7 separate regions of the Homo sapiens genome follow, and all the other regions are linked to region 2. A link is a loop called in an ENCODE intact Hi-C map of the cell type or tissue named here. Cell type or tissue: MCF 10A. All regions are shown on one strand.

The links. Peaks named below come from ENCODE experiments on the same cell type or tissue, not always from the same donor. Only the 100,000 strongest peaks of a DNase experiment are listed, where the experiment ranks them.
Region 1: it touches region 2 in a loop (4-fold over the local background); 5 of 110 quality-filtered maps call a loop at or near these places.
Region 3: a loop joins it to region 2, with 4 times the contacts of the local background. A loop is called at or near these places in 4 of 110 quality-filtered maps.
Region 4: a loop joins it to region 2, with 8 times the contacts of the local background. A loop is called at or near these places in 2 of 110 quality-filtered maps.
Region 5: it touches region 2 in a loop (2.0-fold over the local background); 2 of 110 quality-filtered maps call a loop at or near these places.
Region 6: a loop joins it to region 2, with 4 times the contacts of the local background. A loop is called at or near these places in 3 of 110 quality-filtered maps.
Region 7: a loop joins it to region 2, with 12 times the contacts of the local background. A loop is called at or near these places in 7 of 110 quality-filtered maps.

Annotation. Positions count from the first base shown.
Region 1 is chr20:56,709,343-56,713,342 of GRCh38, reverse strand. No RefSeq gene overlaps it. Among named protein-coding and RNA genes, the nearest start is that of TFAP2C, 82 kb to the right of the region's middle. RefSeq lists enhancers at 443-1,056, 1,057-1,670. In MCF 10A, no CTCF peak of the experiment used is centred here; DNase peaks (open chromatin) are centred at 962 and 2,072.
Region 2 is chr20:56,786,980-56,790,979 of GRCh38, reverse strand. No RefSeq gene overlaps it. Among named protein-coding and RNA genes, the nearest start is that of TFAP2C, 160 kb to the right of the region's middle. RefSeq lists enhancers at 1,101-1,859, 1,860-2,619. In MCF 10A, no CTCF peak of the experiment used is centred here; DNase peaks (open chromatin) are centred at 2,479, 3,189 and 3,639.
Region 3 is chr20:56,548,661-56,552,660 of GRCh38, reverse strand. No RefSeq gene overlaps it. Among named protein-coding and RNA genes, the nearest start is that of FAM209B, 17 kb to the right of the region's middle. In MCF 10A, a CTCF peak has its summit at 1,858 (motif pointing left); a DNase peak (open chromatin) is centred at 1,840.
Region 4 is chr20:56,687,784-56,691,783 of GRCh38, reverse strand. It overlaps the pseudogene RN7SL170P. Among named protein-coding and RNA genes, the nearest start is that of TFAP2C, 60 kb to the right of the region's middle. RefSeq lists an enhancer at 898-1,493. In MCF 10A, no CTCF peak of the experiment used is centred here; DNase peaks (open chromatin) are centred at 1,763 and 2,293.
Region 5 is chr20:56,873,555-56,877,554 of GRCh38, reverse strand. No RefSeq gene overlaps it. Among named protein-coding and RNA genes, the nearest start is that of TFAP2C, 250 kb to the right of the region's middle. RefSeq lists an enhancer at 1,665-2,310. In MCF 10A, no CTCF peak of the experiment used is centred here; a DNase peak (open chromatin) is centred at 2,314.
Region 6 is chr20:56,972,467-56,976,466 of GRCh38, reverse strand. LOC105372683 (a long non-coding RNA gene) reads right to left here and starts at 1,832. Exons shown (of 4, transcript XR_936898.3): 1 at 1,045-1,832. In MCF 10A, a CTCF peak has its summit at 1,883 (motif pointing right); a DNase peak (open chromatin) is centred at 1,896.
Region 7 is chr20:56,628,890-56,632,889 of GRCh38, reverse strand. TFAP2C (transcription factor AP-2 gamma) reads right to left here and starts at 3,584. Exons shown (of 7, transcript NM_003222.4): 1 at 3,298-3,584; 2 at 1,200-1,685; 3 at 1,034-1,085. The coding sequence starts at 3,345. RefSeq lists silencers at 3,263-3,557, 3,614-3,673. In MCF 10A, a CTCF peak has its summit at 2,496 (motif pointing left); DNase peaks (open chromatin) are centred at 2,639 and 3,719.

The DNA.
Region 1 (4,000 bases), 78 kb after region 2:
CCTCAGCCTCCCAAGTAGCTGGGACTACAGGCGGCCGCCACCACGCCCGGCTCATTTTTTTGTATTTTTTAATAGACACGGGGTTTCACTGTGTTAGCCAGGATGGTCTCGATCTCCTGACCTTGTGATTCACCCGCCTCGGCCTCCCAAAGTGCTGGGATTACAGGCGTGAGCCACCGCGCCTGGCCAAAATTGTTTTTTTTTTTTTTTCAAAACAGGGTTTCACTCTGTCGCCCAAGCTGGAGTGCAATGGCTCACTGCAACCTCTGCCTCTGCTCCCGGGTTCAAGTGATCCTCCCGCCTCAGCCTCCTGAGTAGCTGGGACTACAGGTACACACCACCACGTCTGGCTAATTTTTGTATTTTTAATAGAGACGAGGTTTCTCCATGTTGCCCAGGCTGGCCCTGAACTCCTGCCCTCAAGTGATCCGCCCACCTCAGCTTCCCAAAGTGCTGGGATTACAGGTGTGAGCCACCATGCCTGGCTCAAAAAAAAAAATTTTTTTTTTTTTTGAGACCGAGTCTCACTCTGTCGCCCAGGCTGGAGTGCAGTGGCACGATCTTGGCTCACTGCAACCTCTGCCTCCTGGGTTCAAGTGATTCTCCTGCCTCAGCCTCCTGAGTAGCTGGGACTATAGGCATGGACCACACCTGGCTAATCTCTGTATTTTTAGTAGAGATGGGGTTTCACCATGTTGCCCAGGCTGGTCTCAAACTCCTGGCCTCAAGTGATCTGCCCACCTTGGTTTCCCAAAGTGCTGGGATTACAGGTGTGAGCTACCGCACCGGGCCCCCAATTTTTTTTTAATATTACAAGAAGACACAGAGGGTCGTGCCCATCTACAGTATATCAGTTTGCATGTCTGGGAATATAGGGGTGAGTGGCGAGTGAACAGCAGGGTGCCCGGTGCTGGGAAGGGCTCCCGGTGGTGAGCCACGCCTGCTGCTGACCTGACAGCAGGAAGTCTCCGGTGGAGAGGCCTGCTCTGTGACTGTCTGTATATTCCACATTCCTCCCAGTGAATATGCATTCCATTTACATAAATTAAAGAATGGCTGGGCACAGTGTCTCATGTCTGTAATCCAAGCACTTTGAGGGGGCTGAGGCAGGCAGATTGCTTGAGTCCAGGAGCTCAAGACCAGCCTGGGCAACATGGCATAACCTCATCTCTACTAAAAATACAAAAAATTAGCTGGGTGTGGTGGTGCATGCCTGCAGTCACGCCTGCAGTCCCAGCTACTCTGGGGACTGAGGCAGAAGGATCGCTTGAGTCTGGGAGGTCAAGGCTGCAGTGAGCCCTTATCATGCCACTGCACTCCAGCCTCGATGACAGAGTGAGACCCTGTCAAAAAAATAAAACAAAGCAAAACTTTCTTGGAAGAGAAAGAAATTCATAATCTCTGATTAAAAGGAGGAAGCATTACTTTGTGTAGACTCAAGATCCTCACCCCAGGACAAACTGTCCACCTCCTGATTTTCCAGCACCCCCAGCCTCCCAGCCATGTCCAGCTCACAGCCTCCCAGCCACTCCCAGCTCACTCCGTTTTCTGTCTATACACACCCTATCCATTCTCTGTGGCTCCGTTCAAATCATGTCTTCTCCAGGAAACCACCTCAAGCACCTGACCCCAAACAGTCTCCCAGCGCAGCATAACCCTTCCATGAGGAATTCCTCGAAGGTGGAGGTTGATCTTTTTCACCTTAGTAACCCCAATATTTATTAACACAGAGCCAGTTCCCTGTGCGGGCTCCATACATTACCATGGAAGGAAGCCCAAGTCAAGGGTAAGAGTTGGTTTGACCCCTGATTCCAACACAACAAGCTGTGGGACTGTGAACGGGCAACATCCTCTCTGATCCTCAATATCTTCATCTTTAAATTAGGGAATGATAGCTATGACTTTCATAAAGATAACACAAGATTCAATATAATAATTTTACCTAGTAATTGCTGGAGAGTTTGGAAACAAGGCATGTTAAGTGCCCAGTGCAGTGGCTTGCTTAGTAATGCGTTGTTTTTATTACTAATAAAGAATGACTAAAAAAAGCAAGCTGTGGGTGTGGCGTGTGTAAACACACCGCTCAAGGAGCCCCTGAAACACTTGTCAGAGGCCGCATGCTGTCCGCAAGGTTGCCTGTGGGATCTGCAACCCCAGACGCAGAAGTAAAACAGCAGCAAGGAGGAGAGGAGGAGGGAGGGGAGGAGGAGAAGGGAGAGGAGGAGGAAGGGGAGGAGAGAGAGGAGAAGGGAAAGGAGGAGAGGAGGAGGGAGAGGAGGGGGGAGAGGGAGAGGAGGAGGAGGGAGAGGGAGAGGAGGAGGAGAGGGAGGGAGAGGAGGTGGGGGAAGGAGAGGAGGATGGGGAGGGGAAGGAGGAGGGAAAGGGGGAGGAGGAGGGAGAGGAGGGAGAGGAGGAGGGAGAGGAAGGAGAGGAGGAAGAGGGGAAGGAGGAGGGAAAGGGGGAGGAGGAGGGAGAGGAGGAAGAGGAGGAGGGAGAGGAAGGAGAGGAGGAAGAGGGGAAGGAGGAGGGAAAGGGGGAGGAGGAGGGAGAGGAGGGAGAGGAGGGAGAGGGGATGGAAGGGGAGGGACAGAAAGAGAGGGAGAGGAAGGAAGACAGGAAAAGGGGGAAGAGAAGCCGGGAGGGGAGTGGGAAGAGGAAGAGGGGAGGAACAAAGGAGGGGGAGGAGGAGGGGAGAGGAAGAAAAGAGGTAGAGGGGAAGGGGGAAGGGGAAGAGGGGGAAGAAGGAGCGGTAGGGAAAGAGAAATAAGCCCCCATGGATCATGTGTGCGTGTCAGGCCCCTCCTCAAGGCTCCATGTGCGCCTCTTATTTAATCTTCATAAAAACCTATGACGTGTTGGCCTCCACTCCCAAATTCACCTCATGGTCTAAGATGGCGGTCCCAGTCCTCTAAACATCATGGCATAAATGAGGAAAGGAAAGGAGTAGGACCCTGCCCAGAAGCCCTACACATCAACCCCTGCTTACGTCCCATTGGCTGGACTTGGGCACGTGGTCTTGTGAAGCTGCAAGGGGGCCTGGAAAATGCTGTCTGTATTTGAACGACGTTGTGGCCAGCTAGAGATTGTGGGTTCTTTTGTTAAAAAGCGGAGCGTCAGCTGGGTGTGGTGGCTCACACCTGTGGGAGGTTGAGGTGGGCAGGTCTATGCACTCAGGAGTTGAAGGCCAGTCTGGGCAACACGGCGAAATCCTGTCTCTGCAAACAATACAAAAGGAGCTGGGCATGATGGCATGCACCTATAGTCCCAGCTACTCCGGGGGCTGAGGCAGGAGGATCACTTGAGCCTGAGAGGTCAAGGCTGCAGTGAGCGGTCATCACACATCACTGCATTCCAGCCTGGGCAACAGAGCAAGACTCTGTCTTAAAAAAATAAAAAACAAAAAGCAGAGTATCAGCTATTTTTATATGAGGAAACTGAGGCACGGGGAGGATAAGTGTCTTGCCCACACAGCTTGTAAGTGAAGGAGTTTGCAGGAAATAGAATAAAAGCCCCCCCAGGACGTAGCAGGTCCTAATCCCCAGAACCTGTAAATGTTACCTTCTAAAAGAGGATCATTGCAGGTGTGGTTAAAGAGCTGGAGATGGGGGTGATCCTGGATTAGCCAAGGGGGCCCTAACTGCAATCACATGCATTCTAAGAAGAGGAGGGCAGAAGGAGAGATGGAGACGTGGGATTTGAAGATTGCAGTGGCCACAAGTCAAGTGACATCAGGAACCATCAGAAGCTAGGCCAGGCAAGGGGCCTCCCCTGGGGCCTCCGGAGGGAGCGCAGCCCGGCCCACACCATGATTTCAGCACAATGATACTGACTTCAGGCTTCTGGCCTCCAGAACTGTGGGGCAATAGGTTTCTGTTGTTCTAAGCCACCAAGTTCATGTTAGTGTGTCCTGGGAGCCCCAAGAAATGCACCCAGATTCCAGGCAAACCCAGGCAGCCCAAGGGCAGCCTCTGTGGTCTTTATCTCTGAGTCGCCAGGAGCT
Region 2 (4,000 bases):
CTGACACAACACCATCCCTGCTCTCTCCTGCAGGGACCACCCCACCCCACTGCAGCAGTCTCCCTAACCTGCCACATTCCTTCCCACCTCTGGCCCTTGCACTTCCTGCACATGTAGCTGGACGGCCTTTTTTTTTTTTCTTTCTTTCCTGGGAAAAATAATCCAGATTATGGAGAGTTAACTTACTGAATGTCCCCTTGGAGAAGAGGCATTTCACATAACCACATCTCAGAGATTCCTGAACATCTCCCGTGAGACTGCTCCTATCCCATTCTCAGCCCCATTTTACTGGTCAGAAAACTGAGGGCTAGAAAGGTGAAGCAGCTGGCCCAAAGCTTCACTGTACATGTGGGGTGGGTCTGAGATTTGAATCCATGTCTTTCTGCTTCCAGAATCTGAGGGCTAGACCAGCATTTCCCAAAACTTACTTTTTTTTTTTTTTTTTTTTGAGATGGAGTCTTGCTCTGTCACCAAGGCTGGAGTGCAGGGTCGGGACCGCTGTTCACTGCAACCTCCGCCTCCTGGGTTCAAGTGATTCTCCTGCCTCAACCTCCCGAGTAGCTGAGATTACAGGCATGCGCCACCATGCCTGGCTAATGTTTGTATTTTTAGTAGAGATGGGGTTTCACCATGTTGGCCAGGCTGGTCTCGAACTCCTGACCTTAAGCAATCCGCCCGTCTTGACCTCCCAAAGTGCTGAGATTACAGCCGTGAGCAACTGCGCCCAGCCTTACTCATTCTCATAACAACATTTTTGCCATGTCTGCTACCACCTATATGTATGATATTTGTTTAAATGGACTCCCTGCCACTTTTATTTTTTGTTAATTTTAGTTTCATCCTGAACAATGTTATCCAGGTCTGATAAGTTAATAACATAGTTGCTTCTAACATAAACTTGGAATAAATACCTGACTACTAAGATAAACATGTGCCTGTGTCCTGCCTTATAATCTTATAAACCTCAGTGGTTCAAGAACTACACACATTTTAACCACACATCCCAAAAAGTCATAATCACACGGTGTGTGTCCCGCTCACCATAGCCTGCATGCACTATCAAGTTCTAGCCTCTGTCAACCTTCTCCTGATATAAGCCACCCTTGAAAATGCACTGGGCCAGGCGTGGCGGCTCACGCCTGTAATCCCAACACTTTGGGAGGCCAAGGCGGGCAAATCACGAGGTCAGGAGTTCGAGACCAGCCTGGCCAACATGGTGAAACCCCATCTCTACTAAAAATACAAAAAATTAGCTGGATGTGGTGGCAGACACCTGTAATCCCAGCTACTGGGGAGGCTGATGCAGGAGAATCACTTGAACCCAGAAGGCAAAGTTTGCAGTGAGCTGAGATCAGGCCACTGCATTCCAGCCCAGGTAACAGTGAAAGACTCTGTCTCAAAAAAAAAAAAAAGAAAGAAAGAAGAAAGAAGAAAGAAAAGAAAGAAAGGAAGGAAGGAAAGAAAGGAAGGAAAGAAAGAAAATGTATCAAAAGCCCTCCTTTTTCCTGAAGGCCTCTTGACTCCTCCAGCCCAAAAGCGCCCCTCCCTTTGTTGACAGCTAGAAAATTCATGCCATGAGCAAGCCACAAAAAGACAGGATAAAAAACAGGATGTGGCTTTTGTTTCTTCAAGTAGACTGGAAGATCTTGGAGGATTATAAAAAAAAATGAAAACAAAACAATTCCTATACCTTGAAGTCTAAGCTCTGGGAAACAGAGATGGACGCACACAGCAGGTGCTCAATAAAGCCTGGGGGAAATGATGGATGTGGACACAGTACAGAGAGGGGGCCAGGCAGCACTTTCATGGCTAGGTTGGGGCCGGCCTGAATCATCCTTCCTCCTTTGCTAACAAGGGTCAAAACTTCACCTGGGGATGCTCCCTCCCTTCCCACAGCCCAGGGCTCCAGGATGGGCCTGGGACACAGCCTGCCCAGTCCATGCAGAAAATCCCCCTAGCTATTCCCATTGGTTCAGAAAGCGGGTCTGTTACCCAAACCTGGCTGAGGGAGTCAGGCCCAGCATTTTTGTTCAAATGGATGAGGATGGAGCAGCTCTTTCTTGCCAGCTTGAACCTGGGAGCCGTGGGCCTGGAAACACTGTCACCTTCCTGCTCCCACAGGGAGCCTGGGAGTTAGAACCCTTGTGGAAGAGGCAGAGACATAAGAGAGGGCAGGGCTTGGCAATGTGATTTGAGATCCTGGATCAAGACATTCCTGAAACAAGTTCTACCCTTGGATTTTTTTAGACAAACTTTTTTTTCTTGGCGTAAGCCTTTTTGAGTTGGGTTTTCTGTTACTTAGGCCCAAAAACACCCTGGAGGAACCCCTGACTAGGAGCCAGGGAAGCAGACTCAATTGTATCTGGGGTCTAAATGACCCTGGGTGAGTCATTTCATCTCACATGACCCTGCCCCAAAGAGGCCTTCCCTGACCATTCTTTCAACAGCAGCTTCCATCCCTCCCTACCGCTCACTTCCTTGTCCAGCCCCATCATTGCACAATATCACATTCCATATTCATGACCTTGTTTGCTAGTACTCTGCCTCCCTCACTGCGGTGTCCTCAGAACTCAGAATAAGGCTGGCATGCAGACACCTTCTGTAAATATTTGTTGCAGGATCTTGCCTCGGTTTCTGCAGCTGTAAAATGGGAGAGCAGTGCTGCGTTGTCCTCAGTAGCCTGCCATCAGGGCTGCATTCACTTCCTCCTTTCATTGCTGCCACCCAGGCCTCCGGGAACGTGGCACAAGGTCTCACCCAAAGGCGCTGGAGTGCCTCCCAGAAAACTACCTTTCCCACAGAGTAGAAAGTTTTATGATTTTCCTCCATTTCTTCCTCTGCCTACACAATCTCATTGACTAGAAAGTCCCTCTTGATGTCTAACCCAATATTTCATGCTGCAACCAAAGTCTATTTATGTGCATCTTTTCTGAGTTCTGGAGTTCAGCAGCTGGAGTGCTGACTTCCAGACATTCCCAGCCAAGTAAGAACACAAAAGAACCAGTTTAAAGTGAGAAGAAATCCAGTGAGAAAATAAAAATTCCTTTACCTAGGAGATGCCCTCATTTCCTTCCCATGACCAGCTTCTGACTCGTCAGAAAGCTCTTTACTTGTCTCCACACCTATGAACACAGCTCTTCCAGAGATGTGGGTACAGAAGATGAGAGTAAAATAAATAAACTATCTGTTTAATCATTCTTATTGCCAAAACAACGGCTGAGCCAAAATACCGAGGCTCTGATTCATCCCAACTGACGTCCGTTCTAGGGAGGAGGCAGGAGGCAGGGAAGTAAGAATTTTTAAACCCGTTTTCCAGATGAATTCAGAGGAGGCTGGGACGTTCCACAGCGCCAACCCCACAGTAAGCAACAGAAGCGAACCACTTTCTCTTTGTGGTCGAGGATCTGTCTTCTCTTCATTTAAATAGGGCAGAATTCAGTGGCTCGCACCTGTAATCCCAGCACTTTGGGAGGCTGAGGCAGGTAGATCACTTGAGGTCAGGAGTTCGAGACCAGCCTGGCCAACATGGTGAAACCCTGTCTCTACTAAAAATACACAAAATTAGCCGGGTGTGGTAGTGGCGCCTGTAATCCCAGCTACGCAGGAGCCTGAGGCAGGAGAATCACTTGAACCAGAAGGTGCAAGTTGCAGTGAGCCGAGATTGCGCCACCGCGCTCCAGCCTGGGCGACAGAGCAAGATTCCATCTAAAAAATAAATAAATAAAAATAAAAATAGGCCGTCGTTGTGGCTCACGCCTGTAATCCCAGCACTTTGGGAGGCTGAGGCAGGTGGATCACCTGAGGTCAAGAGTTCAAGACCAGCCTGGCCAATATGGTGAAACCCCGTCTCTACAAAAAATACAAAAATTAGCCAGGCTCAGTGGCAGACACCTGTAGTCCCGGCTACTCAAGAGGCTGAGGCAGGAGAATCGCTTGAACGTGGGAGGTGGAGGTCACAGTGAGCTGACATTGCGCCACCACACTCCAGCTTGGGTGACAG
Region 3 (4,000 bases), 240 kb after region 2:
ACTGCACGTGTGCCCTTTCTGGGAAGGAAGGCTTGTTGCCCGCCACTCCCAGATTGTCAGAGCCCGCTGGGTCCAGAGTCCAAGTGTTACAGGAAAGGGGTCCTGATCCAGACCCCCAGAGAGGGTTCTTGGATCTCGTGCAAGAAAGAATTCAGGGTGAGTCCATAGAGTAAAGTGAAAGCAAATTTATTAGGAAAGTAAAGGAATAAAGAATGGCTACTCCATAGACAGAGCAGGCCCGAGGGCTGCTGGTTGTGCATTTTCATGGTTATTTCTTGATGATATGCTAAACAAGGGGTGGATTATTCATGCCTCCCCCTTTTAGACCCTATAGGGTAACTTCCTGACGTTGCCATGGCATTTGTAAACTGTCATGGTGCTGGTGGGAGTGTAGCAGTGAGGATGACCAGAGGTCACTCTTTTTGCTATTTTGGTTTTGGTGGGTTTTGGCTGGCTCCTTTACTGCAACCTGTTTTATCAGCAAGGTCTTTATGACCTGTATTTTGTGCTGACCTCCTATCTCATCCTGTGACTTAGAATGCCTTCACCATCTGGGAATGCAGCCCAGTAGGTTTCAGCCTCATTTTACCCAGCTCCTGTTTAAGATGGAGTTGCTCTGGTTCACACACTCTGACACAAGCTCCTCTCACGATCAAATCCTGGGATCACATCTGGCCCATGGTAGCCATCAGTAAGTACCTGGTGAATGGGTGATCTGCGGTGAGAGGAGTGAGCTGAGGACAGCTGCTTTCTGGGCTTCTGAGGGATTTGATTTACTCTCCCATGGCTCTCCTTTCTCACGGGGACAAATCCAAAGTCCTTTCAGTAGCCTACAGGGTCTCCAAGGTCCACACCCCGCTCCAACGCTGCTCGCGCCTTCTCTCCCTGCACTGGCACCTCCATCATGCCAGGCTGCTCCTGCTGCGGGCTCTCTGCTGGCCCATTCCTCCTGCCGTACACCCTCCCCTCCCAGCTTGTCCTTACAGCTTCCTCTCTCAGTCAGCTGCTTCTCAGTGAGCCCTTCCCTGATCACATTGTTTAAGGTTGTAAACTAACTACCCTGCTCACCACATACACACACACACACACACACACATGCACGCATGCACATATATGTGCACACAGGCACGCACACACACCCTATTCCCCTTCTGTGCTTTCTCCATAGCACCTACGCTCCCCAATAGACTATGTATTTGGCTTTTGTATTTCCTTACTGTCTCTCTCCCCCAGGAGAATGAAAGCTCTATGCAGGCTGATGGTTGTGTTTGTTTTTAAATCTCTTCATCCCAGTGCCTATAACAGCACATAGAACAAATATACACTTACTGTATGAATGAATAATCAAATGAAAAATGTTACTTGCTAATAAAAATAATGTTACTGTTCCTACTAGTATTACAAATGCTAGTTGTGGCCTGAGTGGTGGCTCATGCCTGTAATCCCAGCACTTTGGGAGGCCGAGACAGGAGGATCACTTGAGGCCAGGAGTTTGAGACCAGCCTGGGCAACATAGTGAAACCCTGTCTCTACAAAAAATTAATAAAATTAGCTGGGCATGGTGGCATGTGCCTGTAGTCCAGCTACTCGGGAGGCTGAGGCAGGAGGATCACTTGGACTCGGAGGTTAGGTAGAGGCTGCAGTGAGCCAAGATCAAGCTACTGCACTCCAGCCTGCACAAGAGAGCGAGACTGTCTCAAAAAAACAAAAAACAACCTACAAAACAGCTAGTTGTTGTGCTATTAGTCATTTAGAAACATTCTATTACTTCAACTTACACAATTGTTATCAAAGGCCCCTGAAGCAAAATCTGGAAAAAGGTGTGCTCACTGTTGTCTGTGATGGGCTGTATCTGCCATCTAGTGGCTCTCTCTAGTAACTGCAAGCCGCGTAAGCACCGGTTCTAACATTGATGCTGCGGGGTGAGATGTCAGCCAGCTCTCCAGCCATCTAGCCACACATCAGTCTCAACACTTGTACTAGCATCTCTTGTGAGAATACAAATTGGCACAATCCTTTTAAAGGGAAATTTGGCAATACCTAACACAACTGCATATGCACTTACCTTTCTAACCTACGATCACTCTTCTAGGTATCTACCCTGAAATTACAGCTTCAGCAATACCAAAATACACAGGCACAAGGTTAGGCCCTGCACTGTTGTTTGTCATTTCAAATGTTTGGATGCTCCCTGCGTGTTCATATCTGAGAGCACAGCTGTGTAAACTATGGCACGTTCACACAATGAAGTTCTGTACAACTGGAAAAAAAGAAGAGAAAGACCTCTGTGAGCTGACATGGAGTAGTAACCTGTGGACACACTGCCAAGCGAAAAAGAGCAAAGTCCAAAAGAATATCCATAGTGTCTACTCTTTTTTTTTTTTTTTTTTTTTGAGATGGAGTCTCACTCTGTTGCCCAGGCTGAAGTGCAGTGGTGAGATCTTGGCTCACTGCAACCTCTGCCTCCCAGGATCAAGCAATCCTTGTGCCTCAGCATCTTAAGTAGCTGGGATTAAAGGCGTGTGCCACCATGCCTAGCGAAATTTTGTATTTTTAGTAGAGACAGAGTTTCACCATGTTGGCCAGTCTGGTCTTGAACTCCTGACCTCAGGTGATCCACCCACCTCGGCCTCCCAAAGTGCTGGGATTACAGGCGTGAGCCACCGTGGCAGGCCCATAGTATCTACTGTTCATGCCATATCCAAAAGGAACCCAAAATGAAATACAAACACTAACAAATGAACCTAACAAATAACAAATGAAATGAGACCCCATCTCTACAAAAAATAAAAAAAAAAAAAAATAGCCAGGCGTGGTGTTGCACACCTGTAGTTCCAGCTACTCAGGAGGCCGAGGTAAGAGGATAGCTTGAGCCCGGGAGGTCAAGGCTGCAGTGAACTATAATCATACCTCTGCACCCCAGCATGGGCAACAGAGCAAGACAGTGTCTCTAAAAAACACACAAAACTACAAACAACAAATAAGTAACACAACCACCTAAAGGGGCCAGGGAAGGAAAAACGCATTAAGTAACTTTGGGTTTTTTTTTGGTTTGAAACTGAGTCTCGCTCTGTCACCCAGGCTGGAGTGCAGTGGCACGATCTCGGCTCACTGCAACCTTCACCTTTCGGGTTCAAGTGATTCTGCTGCCTCAGCCTCCTGAGTATCTGGGATTACAGGTGCGTGCCACCATGCCTGGGTAATTTTTGTGTTTTTAGTAGAGATGGGGTTTCACCATGTTGGTCAGGCTGGTCTCGAACTCTGACCTCAAGTGATCCACCCCCACCTTGGCCTCCCAATGTGCTGGGGTTACAGGTGTGAGCTACCATGCCCAGCCACACTGAGTAACTTTAGAAGATAACATCGTGACTGGATACTGTGAGGCTCAAGATGAAATGAGCTGTCCCCAAATGTGCAATCTAGTTAATACATATGTTCTTAATGGGCTATGGGTTTGCAACTCTTTGTATGTGTACTAGAATTGAACACTATATTAGGATTGCTATAAAGAAATACCTGACACTGGGTAATTTGTAAAGAAAAGAGGCTTAATTGGCTCACAGTTCTGCAGGCTGTACAGGAAGCATGGTGCTGGCATCTGCTGGGCTTCTAGGAAGGCCTCAGGAAACTTACAGTCACGGTGGAAGGCAAAGGAGGGGCAGCTACGTCACATGGCCAGAGGAGGAGCAAGGGGGTGAGGGGAGATGCCACACACTTTTAAACAACCAGATCTCACAAGAACTCACTCACTGTCATGAGAACAGCACCAAGGGGATGGTGCCAAACCATTCATGAGAAATCCACCCCCATGATCCAATCACCTCCCACCATGCCCTACCTCCAACATGGGGGATTACACTTCAATATGAGATTTCAGCGGGGACACAGATCCAAACTATATCAAACATATAAGTAAATATAGATCATGAAAGCCAGGTTTCCTGCTGCTGGAGAAAGAAGCTGTAAAGAAGGGGAAGGAGGATGGCTGGAATGAACCTGA
Region 4 (4,000 bases), 99 kb after region 2:
TGGGCATCCCGTAGCCCAGTCAACACATGAAATTAACCATCACAGTTGTACATAAAATAATGAATCATATCTTACAATCATTCTTTCTCTCTCTCTCTCTCTCTCCCTCCCTCCCTCCTGCTTCTCTCGGTGGTGAAGGGAAAGGGAACATGGCCAGAAACAATGTTAATATTTCAGGGAGAGCTTATCTCCCCAGGGTCAGCCTATAACATGACAAGGCAGGATTCTGATTAGCCCAGCACAGGCCATGTGACAATTCCCATGGACTTGGGGACGAGGGCTGCAGATTACCAGGCCCAGCCCACACTCCCACCTCACAGCACCGGGTCCAAGCTTTCACAATTCACAGTCCTAGCAGAACCGCTCAGAGCACAGGAGGGCCACTGAGGCGCTGGGGGCAGGGAAAGGAGCTGGACAAACACCATCAACAAATATCTTCAGCCAACCCACACTGACGATCCTGATAATCATTCAATGCTAATGCATGTTGACATAGAAAAATGAGTGGAATCAAAGGGACGGAAATAGAAAGCACCCTCAATGCCACTGATCAGCGCCAAATACCATTAACTCTTTGGTGCATTTCCGAGTTTTCTGTGACGGTCCCTAAATGAAAAGCTAAGCTTGTTTTGCTTGCTTGCTCTCCAGATGAGCCCTACTTCCAAAGGGGCCCATTTACATTGGCTTGGGCTCTTCCACCGAGCACGTGGCCTTTGCCCAGCCTGGCAGCCTAAAACAAGAGGCAGGCAGACGGCTTTGCCAGCCTGACCCGCATGCACATGGCCCCCAGCCTGGGCTCCTTCTCAGCAACCCCATTCCTCAGCCCTCCACAGTGTAGTCATGGGCTGGGAGGGGAGCTGGGGCCCCAGGTGCACCACAGACAGCTCCACTCCTTGTCTTTGTTTTGCTCTGGTGGTTGTGAGTGGGTGCATTACTGGGGTACACATGATTGTGTGTACATGCATGCAGGGGCATGCATGTGCCAGGGAGCCTGTGCAAACGTGTGAGCTTATGTGGGTGCAGGGCTGCACTCACGCCTGACCAGGGTTCTGGCTCACCTAGGCCACTTCCTGCTCTGCCACCTGCTGCCACGCCCACCCCACCTGTAGAAACTGATGATATCTTTTCCCTTTCAAAGCTTTCACCTCCCATCGCACGATCTCCATTCAGTTTCCCAACACCGAGGAGGAGATAGCCTAGGAGAAGGTGGCACAGGTGTCATTATCCCTGTTTACAAGATAAAGAATTTAACGCCCAGAGAGCTAAATGTAAAGCCTACGGTCTTATCATACTTCTGTCACACAACCAGTTACTGCTGGAAGCGACCACTCTCTCCTGACTCCTGGGCCCGTGATCTTTTCACCAGAAAGGGGGTTCTCAGACTCATTCTCATTATGAAGCAACACATTCACTGATCCTTTCAACTAAACAAACACTTCCTGGGTGCTTCCTGGAGCTCAAGACTGGGGCCAGGTGCTTTATATGCAATATTCTGAATCCTTCCAACAGCCCAGTGACTGCATTTTGCATAAAGGAAGCTCAGAGAGGTTAGGCCATGTGCTCCAGGTCACACATCTGCTGTAGCGGATGCTGTGGTCCTAAAGGAAGCTCAGAGAGGTTAGGCTGTGTGCTCCAGGTCACACAGCTGCTGTAGTGGATGCTGTGGTTGCAGATCCACCCTTCCAGACCAGGACACTCCATTCCTGTGGCTGCTGGGAGCGGGAGCTGGCAGCTCACAGCCAAGCAACTCCCCAGGAATTGCCCTCAGCCTCAGAGTTGCCTCATCTGATCCCGTGGCCCCTTCCCTGAGGGACAGCTTGCGTCTGATGACTGGTAGATAAGTTTTGGCCTTGATTGATTGGGAACATCTCTTAAGCGCCCACCTGGCTCAGAGTTCCCATGAGGAAGAGCCGAGACCTCAGCACTGCAGCCCAGCTGCTTACCCTCCCTCACAGGTGCAGCTCTTGAGAAAACGCCCCACTAAACTGCCTGCACATAAATCTCTGATTCAAAGTTTGTTTCCCAAGGACGCAAATGCAGACAGGTAACAGGTGCAGGACTGGGAACCCTGAGCCTGGGCCTGAGGGTCTCCAGTGTCTTGGACTCCTCCACCCGACTCTGTCATCCGACCCAGATGCCAACCTGAGGCCTAACCTCTCACCTAGTGTCCCAGCTAGTGGCCGGCTCCTGCCTCCTCCACCAGGGCTGGGAACAGCGTGGCTGTTAGAGGAAGCTGTGGGCTGTCTTGGAATGTGGAGTTGCCTAAAATTCTGGCAGGAGAGCCATTCGTCTTCTTGGAATCTTGACTCACCAGTCTAATTTAACCCCCTGGGGGTGGTGCGGAACCTGCCTCCCTCCTCCCTCCCACTTCTGCCCTCTCCAGCTCCACCTAGAGCCCCTCCCAGAGCTCTCCAGGTGCCAGCCCTGGACTCCCCAGCTGGGTCCTCACACGTGCTATTCCCTCTGCCAGGAATTCTCTTCCATGCACTAAAGACAGGCAGCCACAGCCTCATCCTCCATGTTTCAGCTCAGATCTCCCTGCCTCTTCCCCAGGAAACTTTCCTGATCCTCCCAGACAAGGTCAGCAGCACCGGGGCCGCTGCTTGCCTGACATTCAACGACTTTTCACCCAAACTCCCCGCGGGGCCTGTCTGCCACGGTGGACGTCCAACTCCATAAGGCAGGGCCCTTTTCTGTTCACTGTGACAGTTTCATGCCTAGCTCTGCAGCTAGTAGGGGCTCAATAAACACTTCCTGCCTTCAGGAACACAGGACACCATCCTCTCTGGCCTTCTCTGATATTCAGGAGCTTGTCAAGGAAAGGAGGGTGTTGGGGAAAAAAATTAAAAACCCTCCCAAGAAGTCAAGCATTGCTTTGGAAAGAGTCAGCCTGAGGTTTTGTGCAGCCTGGAGCAAGTCCTTCAACCCCACAGGGGCTCCATTTCCTCACCTGTAAAAGGAAAAGTGGAATCCAGTCCCCAGAGGGCTATGCGGAGACTAAACCAGGTAAGTCCACCCCAAGTCTTCGATTCAAGTTCAATTTTTTGTCTGTTTGTCTGGTTGTTTTTTTTGGTTTTTTTTTTTTTTTTGAGATGGGGTCTGACTATGTTGCCCAGGCTGGAGTACAGTGACTATTCACAGGCGTCATCCCACCACTGATCAGCACAGGAGTTTTGAACTGCACCATTTCCAACTTGGGCGTGTTCACCCCTCCTTTTAGGCAACCTGCTCCTGGGAGGTCAACATATTTGATGCTGAACTTAGTGTGGACACCAGATCAGCATAGCTAACACACTTCAGCCCAGAACTCCTGACCTCAAATGATCCTCCTGCCTCAGCCTCCCAAGTAGCTGGGAATGCAGGCACCCATCACCACGCCCAGCTCAAGTTTTATTTTAAAGTAAATCTTATAACTATTTTCAAAATGTAACAAAAATTAAAACCCATGTGTCCCCTCTCCCAGATTTAAAACACTGAAGATCACCCACGTGTTACCTGACACGGAAAGAATGAATGGTATGGGGGCACATGTTGAGACACTACCTTTGGCCGAATTTGGCTTTAATATCCTGGTTCTCAGTGCTGACCACTGACTCCGTGGTGGAATCACCTAAGACACTCTTATTTTTTGAGACAGGGTCTCATTCTGTCGCCAGGTTGCTGTGATTATTCACAGGCACAATCACAGTGCACTGCAGCCTCAAACTCCTAGGCTTAAGCGATCCTCCTGCCTCAGCCTCCTAGTAGCTGGGGTTACAGGCATGCACCATTGTACCCAGCTGTCAGCCTAAGGCACTGTTAAAACTGCCAGTGTTGGCCGGGTGCAGTGGCTCACATCTGTAATCCCAGCACTTTGGGAGGCCGAGGCAGGCAGATCACTTGAGGTCAGGATTTTGAGACCAGCCTCGCCAACATGGTGAAACCCCGTCTCTACTAAAAATTCAAAAATTAGCCAGGCATGGTAGCCTGTAATCCCAGCTACCTGGGAGGCTGAGGTAGG
Region 5 (4,000 bases), 87 kb before region 2:
CCAAGACCCACTTCTAGAACAAGAGGGTTAAAGCTATGACAAAAAAGCCACAGTTTCACTGAGTTGAAGAACCATAGGCTGGAGTTTGGGACAATCACATTCTCAAATTACTTCAAAGGAAGGAGGAATTCCAAAACAGAGAGAAGCAGAGAGAAGGAGCCCTAACTTATTTGTTTAAAATTTGACCTGGTCTCTAGCTAATCCCTGAAAAGACTGAAAGTCAGAATCCAAGAAGTCCAGCAAGGTAAAAGAACTTAACAGATATTTTAGCCATGGACCACTGCAGAAGGGATCAATTTTATAGTTTGAGTCTAGCCAAGTTAACTGTATGCTTTAGAAAATAAATAATAAATAAATATTCTTCAGAGAAACACAACAGCATCTGGAATCTCTACATATACAATTCATAATATTTAGAATGCAACTAAAAATTAGTAAGCCTTCAAAAAAAAATAGGTAAATGTGACCCATGCTTAAGAAAAAAGGCAATTGATGGAAAACAACCTCTTAATAACCTAGAACTGAAATGACCAGACAAAGATTTTTTTTTTTTTTTTTGAGATGGAGTCTCACTCTGTTGCCCAGGCTGGAGTGCAATGACGCAATCCTCAGCTTGCTGCAACCTCTGCTTCCTGGGTTCAAGCAATTCTCCTGCCTCAGCCTCCCAAGTAGCTGGGATTACAGGTGCCCACCAACATGCCTGGCTAATTTTGGTATTTTTAATAGAGATAGAGTTTTACCATGTTGGCCAGGCTGGTCTTGAACTCCTGACCAGGTGATCCACCTGCCTTGGCCTCCCAAAGTGCTGGGATTACAGGCATGAGCCACCGTGCCCAGACCAGACAAGGATTTTATGCCAGTCGTATGCTCAAGGATTATAAATGACAGTAAGCATGTAATAAACAAGTAAGAAATCTCAGCAGAAAAACAAAAACTATAAAAAAGGAACTAAATAGAAATTCTAGAAATAAAAAAATCTGAATTTTTAAATTCACTGGAGGAGCTTAACAACAAGATTGGCAATGGCAGAAGAGTCACTTGTTTTGATGATAAATAAATAGAAATTATCCAATCTGAAAACAGGGGAAGAGGATTTGAAAAATTTGAACTAGAGCCTCTGCAACCTATGGGACAACATTGAAAGGTCTAACACTGACTCTTCTAGACCTAGAAGGAGATGACATAGAAAATAGGGTAAAAAAAAAAATCATGGCCTGGTGCGATGACTCACTTCTGTAATCCCAGCACTTTGGGAGGCCGAGGTGGGCGGATCACGAGGTCAGGAGATCAAGACCATCCTGGCTAACACGGTGAAACCCGGTCTCTACTAAAAAATACAAAAAATTAGCCAGGCATGGTGGCGGGCGCCTGTATTTCCAGCTACACGGGAGGCTGAGGCAGGAGAATGGCATGAACCCAGGAGGCAAAGGTTGCAGTGAGCCGAGATCACACCACTTCACTCCAGCCTGGGTGACAGAGCCAGACTCCATCTCAAAAAAAAAAAAAAAAAAAAATCATAAACGATATCTGAAATGTTGCAAATCTGATGAAAGACATACATTTACAGATTCAAGAAGATCAGTGAACCCCAAGAAGGACGAAAACAACAACAATAATTAGGCACACTATAGTCAAACATGAAGAGAAGATCCTAAAATCAGCCAGAGGAAAAACAGCCCGTTACATGCTAATTACTTCTAACTTCTCTTCAGAACCCATGGAGGCCAGGACATAATGAAATAACATCTCTAAAGTACTTTGATAAAGGAGGGGGTGTCCTTTTGGCCTTAGCCAAATTTCATAGATTTTCCAGTGACCTGTCTCTCTCACAAGGCTGGGAGATCCTTTAAAATAAGGTCTTCCAGAAACCTTGTTGAATTAAATGCAAGGAGAATTGCTTTTTAAAATCATGATTATAAAAATTAATAAGCACTAAGCACCTTCCATGAATTATCTCAATTAACTCTTGCAAAAACTCCTCAAGGAAAGTGCCTTTGATTATCCACAGGCTCAGGGAGGCTCAGTGACTTGCCCTGGGCCATGTGGCTGCTGAGAGATGGGCCTGGGATTTGAGCCCAGGCAGTCTAGCTTGAGAGTCTGCCTAGTGTAGCTTCCCTGGGAGCACACCCTCAGCACCATATTTTGCAGTTTGGGGGAGACCAGTTCCGTCAGTGAATTTCTCACAGCGTCCTAAACGTACTCTTGTCCTCTACCACTCCCAGGAAGACCAGGCATTCCAAATGAAGCAAGCAGCAGCTCAGGACTGTTTATTTTGCAGAATCAGCAAACCGGGAGGCTGGGCAGCCTCTGAGTCAGAAGTGACTGCACAACCTGTAAGGCAGCTGCAGCTGAGGATCCCCAGTGAGAGGAACTGGGCTACTGGACCACACACCCCACCCTGTCTGCAACAACTGGGTGGAGTCTCTGGCCAGACCAGCGGCTCTGCTAGCAGCTTTCCTGGTTGGTGCCGAGCCTGGAGACAAAGGCCAGGCCAACTCTGGTATGGAAGCGTCAAGGGGCTAAGAGACCTTGCCTTGCTCTGCTCTGACCCAGCGCAGACCCGCCACGCTGCTCTCTGGCATCGGGGAGGCAGAGCTCTGCAGTGGTAACAGATCCAGAGTCAGATCGGCCTGAGTTCAAATTCCTGCTCTGCTTCTTTCAACCTCTAGAAAGGGACCTTAGAAAAATCCTTTTATCTTTCTAAGACTCAATATCCACATCTGTAGAATGGAACAATAACAATGATAGAAGCTTCCTTTGAACTGTCGTGAAGGTCAAATGAAATAGCATGGAGTACCCAGCAAGTGTCTGGCCAGCATGCACCGGCTCTCTCTCTGCATTCTCTTCATCCCCGTCCCCAGGGCGCTCACCAATACTCTTAGAGCATATGCTCTAAGTTCCCTGCCCAGACGTCCCTCTGTAGACGGCACATGCATCCCCCGCAGCTCTAGGGCTGTGGATAAGAGCTTCACATGCAATCTTCCTAAGACAATTGTCCTTCAGGGATTGACGCCGTTTGCCTGGAGATGCCGGGGTAGAGAGACATGCTTTCTCCCCTGAGCTTTCTCCCCTGAGCACCCATGACCCGATGGGGATACAAAAGCCCGCTCCTTTGCCTCAAGGTAGGAAGACACCACGTGTGGCCATTCATGCCCCAGAGCTCCCCGTGGGTCAGGCTGGCTGTAGATTCCAGCTGAGCCGGAGCTGTGCTTGGCCTCTTCCTCTCCCTCTCCTGCTTCCTTCTCTCCCTTAGAGGTTGTTCTTCTCCTGAGAGCACCCCAACAAGCCGCTTGCCCTGTTCCTAGGGAACCTGATCTAAAATAGCTCCTGATATGTTTCTGCCTTTAAAGAGGGGCCCTTGTCCCTTGGCAAATGGTGAATTTCAAAGGGAAACTGCAATGCACGGAAAGGCGAGCCGGAACAATATTACAGGTCAGATGGGGCTAGAGCGGGTCCCCAACCCCTGGGCTGCGACCGACTGCTCTGTGGCCTCCTAGGAACCGGCCGCACAGCAGGAGGTGAGCGGCGGGCGGGCGAGCATCACCGCCTGAGCTTCACCTCCAGCCAGATCAGTGGCGGCCTTAGATCCTCACGGGAGCGCGAACCCTTACTGTGAACTGCGCACGCGACGGATCTAGTTGTGCGCTCCTTCCGAGACTCTAACGACTGACTGATGCTTCATCCCAAAACCTCACCCTCCGCCCTGGGCCGTGGAAAAATTGTCTTCCACAAAACCTGTCCCTGGTGCCACAAAGGTTGGGGACCGCTGGGCCACAAAGGTTGGGGACCGCTGGGCTAGAGCTTACAAAAAGAACTTGAGTTCAACAGTGGCCTGTGTCCCTCTGAAAGTTTCACCCAAGAACCCATTAACTCAGCCATGCTCTTGCCCGCCCAGTGCAGACTGTCCGTCCCGTGCTCGGGTGGGAAGAAAAATCAAGCCGTCTGCGTGGTACACCGGCTCACTGGCTCAGAGCCCGGAGCTGCTGAGCGGCACCTAGGG
Region 6 (4,000 bases), 190 kb before region 2:
GCGGGTCCCAGTCACACGGTGCTCACAGGCTGGTGGGACAAAAACAGGCTACAAAGAACAAGGAGAGCAGAGACACACACTAGGCCAACCCGCCCGGGGGGATGCCAGTCTCTGGAGCCCAAGCTAGGCCAGAAGAGCAGACTTGTCTGCCCCTCCGTGCTCCTCCCTTATCTGACCCCCATGCTCCTCCCACATCTGACCTCCTCCTGTTCCTCCCCTATCTGATTCCCAAGTTCCTCCTCCATCTGACCTCCTCTGTTCTTACCCCATCTGACCCTCCATGCTTCTCCCCGATCTGAGCCTCCATACTCCTCCTCCATCTGACCTCCTCCTGTTCCTCTCCCATCTGACCCTCCATGCTCCTCCCTCATCTGAGCCTCCATGCTCTCCCCCATCTGACCTCCTCCTGTTCCTTCCCCATCTGATGCCCATGTTCCTCCCTCATCTGACCTCTGTTCCTCCCCATCTGACCCTCTATGCTCCTTCTCCATCTGACTTCCTCCCGTTCCTCCCCTATCTGATCTCCTGTTCCTCCCTCATCTGACCCCCACATTCCTCCCCATCTGTGTCTCCATATTCCTCCTCCATCTGAACCTTCATGTTCCTCTTCCATTTAACCTCCTCCTGTTCCTTCCCCATCTGACCCCTCATTTTCCATCTCCAACTGGTCCCCATGTTCCCCCCATCTGACCCTCATGCTCCTTCCCTGTGGGATCTTTAACATGCTCACCCAGCTGGGTGTGGTGGCTGATGCCTGTAATCCCAGCACTTTGGGAGGCCGAGGCAGGCAGATCATGAGGTCAAGAGATCAAGATGATCCTGGCCAATGTGGTGAAACCCCGTCTCTACTAAAAATACAAAAATTAGCTGAGCGTGGTGGCAGGCGCCTATAGTCCCAGCTACTTGGGAGGCTGAGGCAGGAGAATCACTTGAACCTGGGAGGTGGAGGTTGCAGTGAGCCAAGGTCACGCCACTGCACTGCAGCCTGGTGACAGAGAGAGACTCCATCTCAAAAATAAATAAATACATAAAAAACATGCTCACCCAGGCATCATCTGGTCCCGTGGATGTGGGACCTAGAAGAACATTTCTTGCAAACACTTTCTGACTTTAGTTCAAGACTTGAGAAGAAAATTCATGTCTTAAGTCATAGGGAAGAGTCTTCAGATATTTTCTATCCTTCACTCCCCAAAACCCACTCTTCAGACGAAGCGTGGGAGGAAACTCGGAGTGCAGAGGAGTCTCAGCCTTTGGAAATGGGGAGTGGGGAAGACAAGCGCTTTGGAGTCTTCTAGAAGTCAGCATCCACACACATTTTCTCACCGACAGAGATCTGGCATGGGACAGCTTCTAGGTTGTTGTGAAACCTCCACAGGCGCCTGTTTTTCCTGTTGGGCTCATTTGCATGGAGAAAGACACAGGTGCGGGAGGTTTTGAAACTGGGCGAAGGAGCGCAGAACCCACACAAAGCCAAGCCCAGCTTCCACTGGCAGCCAAGGATCCCTGCTGGCGGTGTGGGGCTTCCTGCCGCTGTCCTGACTTTCACGGCTTGAGAGTCACCCCTGGAGACTGTGTTAGTTATTGGAGTTATTGCCCCTTCTGAAATCATAGATGCTTTTATAACCTCTTCCACAGAGGACAGTCTGTCAGCAACATCTTGGGTTGTGCAACTGGTGGCAATGCTATTGTTGCCCCGAAGGGACTGCATGAATCTCGTTAAGTGAAGAGGGTATCGCAAAATCTTCATCTCCGCCCAGCGGCATTGTCTTGCCCTGCCCCGTTTACCCCGATTTATCCTTTGGTCTTCAGTGCGCCTATTATTCACATTGAATGACGTTCACAGGAATCTGAATCCTTGCCCTGGACGTGCCTGTCCATTTAAGCCAGAAGGGGGCAGCGTTTTCCTGCCAAGTGAAAGGCTTTAAAAGCTAGAGAATTGGGGTGGAGGTGGCAGTGGGGAGCTGTTCCGGGGCAGCAAAGTCTGTGTTGGTTGTCCACACCACAGTAGTGTGTTGAAATGGCTTTGCTAACCCTGCATGACAGGTCTCCAAGAAGGTCGGAGGGCCCAGAGGGAATAACTGCAAAATCTACTCTCTCCATTCCTTCAACACACATCTGCAAATCAGAGTAGGAAAGCCAGGTGCCCCTTCTGTTCAAAAAGAAAAAAATCCTTCAAAGCAAATGATAATGAATGTGAGATGGGGCGCGTTGAGATGGGGCGCGTTGAGATGGCTGAGAAATTCATCTGTGATTTTACTTTCTAATGCACATAGAGGCTCAGCAGCGTGCTGGAGATGGTAGTAGAGACCTGGCTTTGAAAGCAAATTCTGCAAAGGTGTGTGCTGGGCGAGGCCATCCCTCAGAGCTTCCGTTTCTGCATCTGCAAGTGGGGATAACAAGAAAAGCAGCACTTCCAGAGTTGGATGGGAAATGAAAGCTCTGGCTCATGGGAGGCGCTAAGTGACTACCGTGCGTGCGTGCACTCGAGAGGTTAGATTTGTGGGTTTTAATTTTCATTCCTCGGCATAGAACACTTTTTTTCAGGGTGCAATCATACCCAGAACCACACAACACTGGCAATATGGATGGGAGACGTGGAGATTTTACATAATCTACTTAGCTTATCCTACAAATAAAAACACTGAGCTTATTTTGCAAATAAATGCAGCTTTAAGACGGATGCCCAGGCCTCCCCCTAGGTATGTCTACAACGTGTCTCCTAGTTAAGGATCCTGGCGCTGTCCCTGCTGAAATCTCAAGGACATGGAAACTGAGGCCACAAAAGGTGGAAGGAGGCTTTTCCATCCCGGGGGCAGTCCTGAGAAATCTCCAAGGACACCTGGGATCTGGTCGGGTTTGAAAGTCACTGGCTTTTGATCCTTGGAGAGAAAAGGAGGGAAAACACTGAGCTTCAGGGCCAAGGCCATTCTGCCCACTGAGCTTTGGGACTTCAGATTCCAGAGCCCTATCACTCACCCAGAGGCCTCGGGAGGTCCAAGTCATGCTGAGTTCTCAGGATCCAGCCCTGTGGCCTTGGCAGAAATGAGATCAAGTCTCTCATCCTCATCTGACTCAAGGGGATAGAGTCTGATTTCCAAGTACGGCTTCTCCTTTGGATGCGCCTGAGAGTTTGCCCAAGTCCCATTAGTCACTAACAAACCAAGAAAAGCCCAAAATGGAGGGGGGAAGCAAATTGAAGGCACCACGTTGGCACCTGTGCCCCCACCCCCACGCCTATCTCCCGTTTTCTGTTTAGCGGAGCATTTGCCAGGAGCCAGTTTCCATGGGACCCTCCTCACCAGCCAGTAAGGAAGACAGTGCTGAGACTGCAGGGGAAGCCATGTAACTTGCCCAGGGTCACACCCGGGAGGGGATGCAGGTGGCAGGTATGGTGTCATCTGGCACTGTTCTTTCCCTCAGCCTATGGGTGGGGGGTCCTGGGTGACACCTCGCCTGGCACTGAAAGTCCCACTTAGAAGTCTGTTTGAGGGTGCCTGCTAGGCCTGCCTTCTGCAGAGGCTGGAAAAAGCAGTCCCAGATCTGAAGTGGGGAAAGGAGCAACTGGAAGATTCCAAAATGAGCCCCTGTCATTTGCTTGGAAGGCAGGACAATTGTTTTCTGCATTTGAAAGGCCAGCTCCCTGGAGTCTGCCTTCACTGCAAAGGGAGCAGACTCAGACTCACCCCGGGCCCCTCTGCCTTCTGGGGCCCCAAATGGCGAGTGGGACCCTGTGCTGCCAGCCTGGGGCAGAGGGAAAGTGCCTGGAAGGCACTCCGCTCCCCAGATGGAGTCTGAAGTGCTCCAGCGGCCAGCTGAAGGTGGGAGACGCCAGGTTTTGCTTTAAAAACAGATCCAGGACAGGTACAGTGGCTCATGCCTATAATCCCAGTATGTTGGGAGGCCAAGGCAGGCAGATCTCCTGAGGTCAGGAGTTCAAGACCAGCCTGGCCAACATGGTGAAACCCCATCTCTGAAAAAATTAGCCAGGTATGGTGTCACG
Region 7 (4,000 bases), 160 kb after region 2:
ATTCACAAGTTAACACCTTGGGAAGTTAATTAGTGAAGATCCAAAGCTTGGAGGGTTTCTTTTTTTTTTTTTCCTAGCAGCTGCTGAAAACTATTTAATTAGAACATTTGTTTTCAGAAGACTGCTTCAATACTAAATAAACGGTGAGTTTTTTCCCCTCAAGAACAACCAAAATCATAGGACACATTAAGATTCTTTCCAAAATTTTTCAGTGCAGTTGATCACAGTAAATTTAATCATCCAAACTAATACGTTCTAAGTTTACTGAAAATTTGTAGTCTTTTCTGAGTTTTTCTTTAAAATCCATTTTTCCTCCATCCTCAATCCATTTAAGCAGTTCAAGTAACAGGCCAAAACTACCTTCAATTTAGGCCTACTCTATTTCCCAAAACAGTCAAAATGGTAATCCTGGTAATCCTGTCAGTTAAGTAACTTAATTTCATAAACCACTCACTCACCAAGTAATCCAATTTTCCAAATCCCCTCCTCCCCATCCTGCAAAACTCTCCCTCTGACAGATCATTCCAAGCTCTGTTCCTTTTACAGGTATTCATTTGGTAGGCCAAATTGCTTCAAAACTTTTCTTGCAGGTCAGAATTAAGGAGGTTTTCCATACACGTGTTTGAAATCAAAAATAAAATCACAACTTATTCAACAATTAAAATTGTTACAGAACCAACCACTCAACGAAGGTGTGCCTGTGACTTTTTTCTTGTTGTTTTTCAAGTTAAATCAGTGTTCACTCGCTCTGGAAGACTTTCTCTCACATTGTGAAACACCCACTGGAATTCATGGACATTTTTCCAAGAAAAAAAACTAGGCAGTAACAACTCCGGAGATGAAGAGACAGCTCCTAGGAGGTCGGAGGGAAATCCCTTTCTGTCACTCCTAAAATCTAGCTTCCATGAATCCCTTTCAGTCCCTTCTACCACAAATGTCCCACGCTGGCCACCAAATACCCCCAACCTTGCCAGTCAACTTCACAAGCCCAGATCGTGTGACCAGAGTTAGACGATGCCACCTTGCTATTTACCTTTGCGAATGACTGTCTGATCGTGCAGCAACAGGTGCTGGTCGTCGACATTCTGGGGGAGAGAGGACAAAATTCCCTTAAGTTCGGGGGAGCCTAGAGGAGTGCGGGGTGGGGGCAGAAGGCCGTAGGGTGAACAGGTCCGGTCAGGAGCCGCAGCGCCGCTCACCTGCACCTCGTCCATCTGGTGAGGCATGTCGTGGAGCCCCAGGTTCTCGGCCAGGCCCGCGGCATCCAGGGCGTGTGCGTGGGGCAGCAGCAGGTCGGAGCGGCGGTAGGCATCCCTGCGGGCGCTCACCGCGCCCGCCTCCAGCCCGGAGAGGTGGGGCAGTAGGCCGGCCGGGCGCCCGTGGTGCGAGGGCAGCCCCGCTCCCTCCTGGCTCTGGCGGCCGGGCCAGGCCTGCTGCTGGCTGCCTGTGGGCGCCGGCTGGTGCAGGGGGTTGATGGCGGCGGCGTACGCTTCCCCCAGATGCGAGTAGGGGTCGGCCGACTGGGAGTAGGCCAGCTGCTGGTAGGGAGGGGGAAAGTAGGGTGGCGGCTGATATTCGGCGACTCCAGTGTGGGAGAGGGGTGGCGCGGGGCTGTAGAGGTGCTGCCCGGCGGAGGAGAGGTGGGGGACCCGCGGATTCCCATTGCTGCTCCCGTCGTGGCGATCCTGGAGGGAAAAAAAAAAACAGGAGACCCCGTTAGTGCGAAACCCCGCTACTGCGAACTGGCCGGCATCGCCGGGCTACGCAGAGGGCCCCGGGGGACCAACCGCACCCCGCCCGGCGGGGCTTGCCCAGGGTCGGAAGGTACCCGGGGGCAATGCGCCCCGAGGATTTCGTTGTAAGCAAAGAGTGCGGGGAGGGAGGAGAGTCTGGTGAAAGACCTGGGGGAACGAGTTCTCAAAGCCCGGCGGCGAAGGTCTAGGCGCTGCTCCCAAGCCCGAGGCGCTTGGAGGCGCCAAGTCCGAACCCTGGGTCTTGGGCCAGAAAAGTCCGTGGCCGGAGCCCGGGGCGAAGGAGCCAGAGCCCGGGGCGAAGGAGCCGGACGCCCGGTGCAGAGCTATCTCGTGGAGCCCGCCCATGACGCAGGGACTGCTGGAGGTGGCAGCGCGGCAGGCGCGGATAGAGTGCGCGGCGCGGGAAATGCGCACCTCCCCCGCCCCCGGGACCCTCCCTTCCACGCCCTCGGGACAAAGACCTCCGAGCGGGCGGCGCTCGGAAAGCAGGGCCCGCCACCCTGCGCCGCCCTGGGAAGTGAAGAGGGAGCGCGCGCACAGGGCGGCCCTCCCTGCTGGCCGGGCCCAGCCGAGGGGAGTAATAAGTGGGGGCGCCCTGCACTGCCAAGGGCAGTGTTCTCGCACGTCGGGGCGCAGAGGGGGCATGAAGAACCCTGGAAATTGGGCAGCCTTGCCCGCGCACGTTCCCTCGCCCCTGGGCGGCCCGACTCAGTTTCTAAAGGATGCGTCCCCATCTGCCCAGGGGTCTCGGGGCGCCGGGAACCTGGAGGAACATGGCGCTGTCGCCTCCTGGCGGAAGCGCCCGGGCCTGCGGGCAGGGGCAGCCCTCCAGGGCCCGGAGGCGCAGTGAACTCCCGCGAGTCCGTAGCCCGAGCTCCGCGCTCCCGGCGCCCCTGAGCTCGCCTAGCGCTGCCTGCGTCTTCTTCCTCTTCCCGCTCGCCGCCTCCTTCTTCCCTCCCACTCTCCGAAACTCTAGCTCAACCTGTCCGACAGGCTGGAGCACTCGCGAGCTCTTACGGCCCCATCTGGCCTCGGGCACCCCCACCACCACTCCCCAGCCCCCACTTCTTTTGAAAGCCAAACTTCGGTTGTTTTCGTGCTTCCCCGAGGAGGTAGCGGGGCAGGTGACAAGCCGGCCTTGGAGGAGTGTCCGCCAAGGTGTCGCTAGCAGGTAGCCTCATCTGACCCCTTTGGACAGAGACTTCGTGCGTAAAAGCCACGTCTGAGGGTTGCAGACGGGGCACTTTTCCGAGAAAACGGGAAGCAGGGCTGTTTGCCGCTTAGGAAAGCGCCCGGTAAGCTGTGTGGGTGGGATTTGCCATTCTCTTTCCAGGCCTCGTTCCCGAGGGGAGGCTATTTAGGAAAAGGCCCTATACAGGAAAGGGGCCCCGCAGAAATGGACTAAGGGGTGTCCGGAGAAGTGGATCCCGTCCCACCGAGAGGCCAGGGCTCCTATGCCCTCGTCCCCGACCTCGGTCCAGTGGCCCCTGCCTCCCGGACTGTCCTCGGCGGGGCGGGGCTGCACCCCGGAGCCCCAGCTCACCTCGCAGTCCTCTTCGTACTTGACATTATCGGTTATTTTCCACAACATGGCGTCCGGCGTCCCCCAAAACAGTCGCCAGTTAAATCCAGGATCCCCCCAGCCCCCAAGCGGTAAATCCAAAATCGGGGTCACGGTGACCAGGCGTCTGCCGCCGCCCCCGCCGCGCGCGGGCCTTGCTGTCCGGGTCACTGGACACGCATCGGCGGCTCTGCGAGCGTAGATGCTGCCGCCGCGAGTGTCAAGACCGCTCCGCGGACGGGGAAAGCCGCGCCCGAACAGTGTGTCCTGGCGATAGCCGGGGGACCCGAGCGCCTTAATGAGAAGGAAATTATCATAACTCCTCCCCGGGGGCCGGCGCGGAGGCCCAGGCGCCGGGCGGGGCGGCCCCCAGCCAGTCCCAGCCTAGCTCCGCCCCGCACCCGGGCCTGGCGCAGCGCCGAGCCCCACGCTGTGAGGGACGAAGCGCGGAGTCAGTGGGCGGTGCCTCGTTGACAGCCGAAGACCTGCGAGGCCTGGGTCCCCCGACGCGCCTTCCTTCTGTCACCTCCACCGTAAACACACCTGAGATTGGCAGAGCTGGGGGAAGGGATCCAAATACTGAAACCCACCCCTCTTTCGCCTAAACGGCCTTCACTCGTTCCTCCAAAAGACGGATGTCACCTGGAGTTAAGAAACTGCGCATTTGGGGAGCGACTCAACAACC